Linked DNA regions of Homo sapiens: regions 1 and 3 are each linked to region 2. The links are chromatin loops, found by intact Hi-C in ENCODE. Cell type or tissue: endothelial cell of umbilical vein. All regions are shown on one strand.

The links. Peaks named below come from ENCODE experiments on the same cell type or tissue, not always from the same donor. Only the 100,000 strongest peaks of a DNase experiment are listed, where the experiment ranks them.
Region 1: it touches region 2 in a loop (3-fold over the local background); 1 of 110 quality-filtered maps calls a loop at or near these places.
Region 3: it touches region 2 in a loop (7-fold over the local background); 1 of 110 quality-filtered maps calls a loop at or near these places.

What each region holds. Positions count from the first base shown.
Region 1 is chr12:85,835,453-85,837,952 of GRCh38, forward strand. RASSF9 (Ras association domain family member 9) reads right to left here and starts at 957. Exons shown (of 2, transcript NM_005447.4): 1 at 703-957. The coding sequence starts at 749. In endothelial cell of umbilical vein, no CTCF peak of the experiment used is centred here; DNase peaks (open chromatin) are centred at 119, 629 and 969; H3K4me3 peaks cover 1,206 bases; H3K27ac peaks cover 978 bases.
Region 2 is chr12:85,625,364-85,627,863 of GRCh38, forward strand. No RefSeq gene overlaps it. Among named protein-coding and RNA genes, the nearest start is that of RASSF9, 210 kb to the right of the region's middle. RefSeq lists an enhancer at 395-1,594. In endothelial cell of umbilical vein, no CTCF peak of the experiment used is centred here; DNase peaks (open chromatin) are centred at 1,288 and 2,458; H3K27ac peaks cover 2,314 bases.
Region 3 is chr12:85,820,892-85,823,391 of GRCh38, forward strand. All of the region lies in intron 1 of RASSF9 (Ras association domain family member 9), which reads right to left. Among named protein-coding and RNA genes, the nearest start is that of RASSF9, 14 kb to the right of the region's middle. In endothelial cell of umbilical vein, no CTCF peak of the experiment used is centred here; DNase peaks (open chromatin) are centred at 540 and 1,040; H3K27ac peaks cover 1,495 bases.

The DNA of each region.
Region 1 (2,500 bases), 210 kb after region 2:
ATTTCAAGCTTGAAATATCAAATCAAATCAAAGTAAAACAGTAATAATAAGGATTAGAGAGGATAGCTGCTTGAATCCTTCTTTAGTGCTTAAAACTACCTAAAATTCTCAAAGATTTTTTAAAGAATCAATTCAAACAAAGTTTCTCTCCAGAGTGTTTCCACTTTGGGAACATTCCAGGTTTCAGGAATGCCTCACTCTCAGGGGAGCCAAAGCATTGTTTCTGAATTGTATCAGCAGTTTTATTTTTCATCCTACTTAGTGGCTATAAATACTAGTTACATCTTTATCAAAGTTTTAATTATTTCTACAATATTCTAAAGTTCTGTTGAAACAAAATGACACTTTTTATTGTACTACCCTCAAATGCCCAGGGCAACAAAAAAAGAAACTGTTTATGTTGCTAGTTGTGGAAACAGGACTGGTCAAAAGGGGAGAAAGGAGTCAAATATAATCACTCTTTATTCTCTGCGATCCTTGAGCTGGTCACTCCCATCATCAATACTGGGAGAATATCCTTACTATCTAGGTATTCATACTAGCCTAACTCCTTAGGCTAGGACTGTGTCCCCACGAAGCCTTTTTTTATCAGAATCTAACAACCACAAAACACATACTTTCACAGGTAGGGTCCAGAGTACACACACAAGACACACACACACACAGAGACACACACACACTTACTCACACGCTTGACTTTACCTGTTTTTATGCCGAGTCTTTAGCAAGTTTCTTCCAAAGGGAGCCATGGTCTGTCGGGCAAACGAATAAAGAAATTATCTTAAAGTGATCTGAGGGTGGGGGTGGGGGTGTCTGGATTTCCAGGGTGAAGGGAGGAGGGCTGGAAGCTTTCTCTTCTCCTCGGATGTTCCTGGCTTTCAGCTCATTAGTAGCCGGCTGAGAAAGTTGCTGGAAGTTGTGCAACTGCTGCTTAACTTTGAACTGCGGGATTGTTGTGGCTGCTGCACCTCTGGAGACCTGCCCAGCTTCAGCCTCGAAGAAGGCGTTTGGAAGCAGGAAAAGAAAAAAAAAAAAGAAAGAGAGAGAGAGGAAGGGAGGAGGACTCTATTGTGTTCTGTAGTTATTTGCAGACTTAAAGAACTGCCAACCCCACAAGCATGGTAATACCAATGGAACGGGAGTTTCACTCGATCTGGAAATCCCCCCTCCCCCGCTTTCCACACCCAACCACACAAGGTGTACTGAACACACATAAAAGGATTAAAAGTAAATATCCCCCAACTCCTGGTCAGCTCCAGTCTGTGAAAAGTCATCTGATCATGGCAAGCATGAGGGATTGCTGAGAACTCTCTTTGCCAACTCATTCGACCCCAGATCCCCTGCCAGGGTGTCAGGACTTTAAAATATATTAGGGAGAGGGAAGCTGGAAACCGGATCAAGGTGGACTCACAGACCACTTAGAATTGTTAAGTCCCTGAGTTCACGGTCTTAAGAGTTTCTTCCAGGCCCCTGCTCCACACTCTCAAGTTCATCTTGCAAAAGTCGAAGGACCTGAAGGACCACAGGGCTCCAGGGCTGATGCATCACAGTTTGGTCTAGGAACCAGCTGGAGTTTAGTGTTTGACTCCCAAGGCGTTTATGTTGACCCCTACCCCATCTTTGACATTCACTGGGCCTTTAGAGCCCTGGGAATTTCAGAGGAAAAGCAAACTGCTCCTGCCCCTCAAGGAGTAAAGAAGACACACCGAGGGGATCTGCTGGAGCTCGAAATGTGAAGTGGAAGTCTAAGGGAGGGAGGGCTTCATCTGGTCCCAGGAGAGCTCGAATCCAGAAGCAGGGCAGAGGAATGGAGATGGGAGAGTTCGGGTGCCTGTGGGAGGCCCAGCGCAGCTCCCACCAGGTACCTGGCACTCATGGGAAAGCACTATTTAGGGGCAAGGGCCAGGAGAGCTTTCTCATGGACGTGTTTTACTGGGATTTTGCCCCTCCTAAAACCACCCCACCACCCTCCACCCCGCCAGGCTTCTAATCATGGGCTTCCCAGGCAGACGATGAGGGAGGGAGGGAAAGGAAAGCCAACAAACTTGTGAGTTCTTTCTGAGCCTTGGCAAAGAATATGAATCGCTCCTACTTACTTTGGGAGTTTATCCCCTACCCCCAACAACACCAAACAAAAAAATAATCTCAAGGTCTTCCATGATTCTGATACACACTGATTTATGCAGTGCTCAGATAAATCATGTTTTTCATTATTTATTATCATAATCTTTCTCTATTCATCTATATTTCATGTTTCTGTATGTGCATATACACATGTGTCCTATACTATTTCATTATTTATAATATTTTCTTTATAATTTTATATAATAAATCATATATTATATCCATATATGCACCCAAATCATTATGAAGTGAAAAACATTACAATAGCCAATGTTAAAGTTTAGTTACCTTTTTATATCCCTGGGAGTTAGGATAACTAAAAAATACATACCCATCTTAATTTGATATGGTCAGTGATTCCAGAGAAAATCAAGAC
Region 2 (2,500 bases):
ATAAAGAAGGTTGAGAGGCCACCTAAAGAAGACTTAGAGGTCCTCTAGACCTGCACCGTGTAATACTGTAGTCACTGGTCACACGCATCCATTTAAGTTCAAATGTAAAAGCATTAAAATGAAGTAAAATTAAAAATTAAGTCCTCCAATTGTACTAGTCACATCTGAAGTGCACAATAGTCATGTTTGACTAATGTTTCTCATATTGAACAGTGTAATATAGAATATTTCCTTCATTGTAGAAAGTTCTGTTGGACAGCATTGATCTAAACAATGTGAAAAACACTTATAATGGAGTAGTTAAAAAACTGCCCCTTCAGCATTAACCTATAACTTATCCTTATTCCTATAAGAAATGCCCAAGAAAATGTGATTAGACATTGATATCTAACCCATTCCTCCAAAAAATATTTAAAGCCCTAATTTGTATCATTTTCTAATTTCCATGATATAAGTATTTCCAACGTATGGTTTCAAGCTACCGTGATAAAGCCACTGAATACAGCGTTGGGAATTGACTCTACCAGCTCTTCCGAGCCCTTCATATAAGCTTCATCTCCATAATAAACATTGCCTTTTACCAATTAAACCACAAAGCATGCTGGAAGAAAAAAAACCGGCATCCAACATGAAGGCCTGATACTAAGTTACAACTGAACCCGTCACATCTGGCCTTTTTGCCCCTGTACCACTTCTCTGCTCTCCTGTACTTGACACTGCAGAGATCAGAAATATGAGGTAAGAAATGTAAATACAGAGCAAAATATGAGGTAAGAACTGCCAGAGAATTAGATAAAAAGCATATCAAGTGAAAAAATATTGTCAACCCTGCATTTTCTCCCCCAGTATAGCATGTGACAGATGTAAACTGAAGTAGGAGAGAAGTTTTCCATTAGATAATGGTGTGTATTTTTATAGAGAATGACCTGGTTTTTTTGCTATTTGAAAATTTTCTAAAAGCTGTGGAATCTATCCAACTTCATTAGGAAAAAGAAAAAACATCTTCAGATAAAATTCAAAAAGTAGAGGTGAAAAAAAATACAGCTGCATTCTGCCTGTACCTAACCTAGTCTAACTAGTTCAATAAATTGGTTCTATAAGTAATATAGAAAGTCAAACAAGAATGAATGCCTAGAAGAAATTTAATCCTAAATATAATTTTAATAAAGTGAAGTTATTATCATGACTAATCCCAACCTTATCTGGGCTACCCTCTGCTGTTGCAATCACTTTGTCAGAATTAGTCACTTCCTCTCACCCCCAAGAAAAGTTATTTTTCCAATTAAGCTCTTAGTACAGTCTTCCTTGGGTTTCCTCTAGACTGCCTAATCTCCTCTACTGTTAATTGTTGGGGGTTGGAATCATGGGGTGTTTATTTTTGTATCCTTGCCATGCTTAAAATGAGATACAGTTTTTCACCTGTATATAGTTGTGTACTGCAGTGTCTGTGGGAAACATTTGATCCCTTTAGTAGTTTAAGAAGATTCTTTATACTAGGTATGAAATTGGTTTGCACAAGTTATTCATTTATTTGTTTTTTTGAGACAGTGTCTCACTCTGTTTCCCAGGCTGAGGGGCAATGGTGTGAACTTGGCTTACTGCAGCCTCGACCTCCCAGGCTCAAGCAATCCTCCCACCTCAGTCTTCTGAGTAGCTGGGACTACAGGCACATGATACCATGCCTGGCTAATTTTTATTTATTTATTTTTTTTTTTGGTAGAGATAGAGTTTTGCTATAATGCTAGGCCTGGTCTTGAAATCCTGGGCTGAAGCAATCCTCCCACCTTGGCCTCACAAAGTGCTGGGATTACAGATGTGAGCCATCACACCTGGCCTACACAAGTCATTTTATATTGGCATGTAAATGTCAGTTTAATTCCAATTTGGGTGAATAAAATAATAAATTCTACTCAATAAAAATAAAAATAAATTACATTTTATTATCCAGTGGGGAGGATTCATAGCCCACACAAATCTAGTAAGCCAACAGAAGTTGGAAAGAGCATAAATGTTAGGCACAATGAATCTTCCAACAGCACAAAATTATTTGTCAATTCTTGAGGAATGTTTTTCCTCAGAATTTTATACAATAAAAAGGATAACTTCTTAACTGCATGTGTGAAATTGTTTAGTAAAATACGTAGAGATTGTCAAATATCATAATTTATGTAAATTAACATAATATATGAAATTACTATTTTGTGGTAACAAAGAAGAACACCACTAATTTTCAATTCCACTAGAACAAAGTCTGTTAGCTCTTATTCACATTCATTCTACGGTTTCAAATCTATGAATCATTTTACTTGCCTAAAGGGGCTTATGTTTGATCGTATCTATTTTGAACTAATTTATGCTCTTGATTCACCTCCTTCTGAGACTTGCTACATGCACAGCTCTCCACATCTCAATTGGTAGTAACAGTATCAATTTACATAGTTGTTCTGGGCCAAAACCTTAACATCATCCACAACCCCACTCATTTTCTCATATTTCACAT
Region 3 (2,500 bases), 200 kb after region 2:
TCCCAGCACTTTGGGAGGCTGAGGTGGGCAGATCACGAGGTCAAGAGATCCAGACCATCCTGGCCAACATGGTGAAACCCTGTCTCTACTAAAAATACAAAAATTAGTCAGGCGTAGTGGCACGGGCCTATAGTCCCAGCTACTTGGGAGGCTGAGACAGGACAATTGCTTGAACCCGGGAGGTAGACGTTGCAGTGAGCCAAGATGGCGCCACTGCACTCCAGCCTGGCAACAAAAAACAAATAAATAAATAAAAAATAAAAGAAAAAAAAAGCTACATTGACCAATAAATTCTAAGTTTGTTTGGCTATTTTCTACACTTAAAAAATAATCACCTCAGAAAAAATGAAGGCATTTTAGGTAAAGCAAATATGCCACACATGAAATAGGAAGCTCTGGCCCAAAACTAACTGATTAATTTTACACAGTATGTGGCAAATGTCTTCTGAAGTAACATTAGTTTTTGGATCATAGAGCTGCAATCTTAGGGAGAGATAAACACAGAACTCATAAATAATACAGCTCTTTTCTTAGGTTGCTAAGGAAATTTGAATCACTGTTTTGATAGATAAAGCATGAAATATAGTGCTATGAAAATAGTTTCCTCCAAACACAAACCATTAACATTTTTTAAAAATAGTTTGAAAATTGGAGTCTTTCAGAAAATTAATGACTCTATGAAAACCTAGGACAGTCATCACTTAATAAAAACAAAAGAAAAAATTATCTTGAAAATTAAAATTTGATATATATGTTTGTGTATATACGAGTGTGTGTGTGTGTGTTTATTTGTATTTATTAGTTCTGTGCTCTACTAATGCTACTTTAATTTTCGAAGAAGTAATATTATAAACCAGTCATGCGGGATAAGAAAAACCCTAGACATTCCATAGTGGCCGGGTAGCTATAGAACATAATTCCCATGAACAGGGTAAAGGGAAGAGAATGTGTAAAGAATGTGTATTGGAAACTACTTGGGGTTAAGTAAACTAAGCTCATAGTTCAGATTCCGGAAATTGATTATAGTCCAAATGTAAATATTTAACATGTGTTATTTACCAGATGAAATGGTGAGAAAATATCTAATCTTGTTGGAAATTCGGGTGTACCTGCACCTGGGAGGTTGCTAAAGTGCCCTTACTGATTGGTATTTTGTAAAGAAATATTTCGCAACAAAAAAAAAGTGCTTATTAAAAGGAAAGTCACCTAGCCTTAATGTTTAGTTTACTGATAACTATCGTTATTTCAGCTATTAGTAAGAGATTTTCTTTTGACAGCCGAATCCACATTGGCTTTGCCTTCTTAGTGGAAGATATTTCCTAATGATAATGATTTTGAGCTTATATTTACCTGCAACCACCTGCTCTTCCCCTCTAAATGTATTCCGAGATAAGCTGGTAAACTTGAAGGACATAAGTCATATGCAGGAATTTCAGTTATCCAGTTGGATAGCTGAAAACATGAGGTGAGCCCCGTTATCCCTGACTTCCATTTTCTGAATATACCCTGTAATGAACTGCAATAAAATAACTTCCAGTTGGAAGCTTCATCTGAATAATCAACTATTTACATTAATCACAAATAAATTTCTTGAAGAGAAAAAGAAAATTATTAACTTGTAGAAACGAGAGTATATCAGGGCCTGCCACTCTATTTTGTTAAGGAAAAGGAGAGATATTATTCTTGGGAACATTATTGATAAGAGAAAAATACTAATCATCTATATCAAAAGTATTGTGCCTTTATTTTTCTTCCCTAGGTTTTAAACTCTTTAATATGCTTTGAATTTTACTGTCGCCACCTCTTCTAGGACTTTGCTTTATAATTCACCCCTTCGTAAACTCTTTTTATCTTCTGCCTTTTTCTCTGGTTCTTTCTACTATCTTGTCACATTAAAAGAACCTTCGCTTGACCACATATTCCCCTCCACTATCTTTCCTTCACACACCAAATAGCAATCCATCGTTATTCTCTCTAGTACATCACTTTCCAGAAACTCCTCAGCCCACCACAAAATGTCTACTGCCGGCCAGGCACGGTGGCTCACGCCTGTAATCCCAGCACTTTGCGAGCCCGAGGCGGGCGGATCACGAGGTCAGGAGATCGAGACCATCCTGGCTAACACGGTGAAACCCCGTCTCCACTAAAAATACAAAAATTTAGCCGGTCTTGTTATTGGGCGCCTGTAGTCCCAGCTACTCGGGAGGCTGAGGCAGGAGAATGGGGTGAACCTGGGAGGCGGAGCTTGCAGTGAGCTGAGATCACACCACTGCACTCCAGCCTGGGCGACAGAGCAAAACTCCGTCTCAAAAAAAAAAAAAAAAAAATGTCTACTGCCTCCACTCATCCTCAGTAGCCACTTTTCTTCTTAGGGTTATCAGAAATCTCTTAACTGCCACACCCAATAGCCACTTGCAGAACTGATCTGACATATCCTCTTTGTAACATAATGCATTGTGACCTCCTCCTCCCATTCTTGCAGCTTTCCTCTCCTTGACTG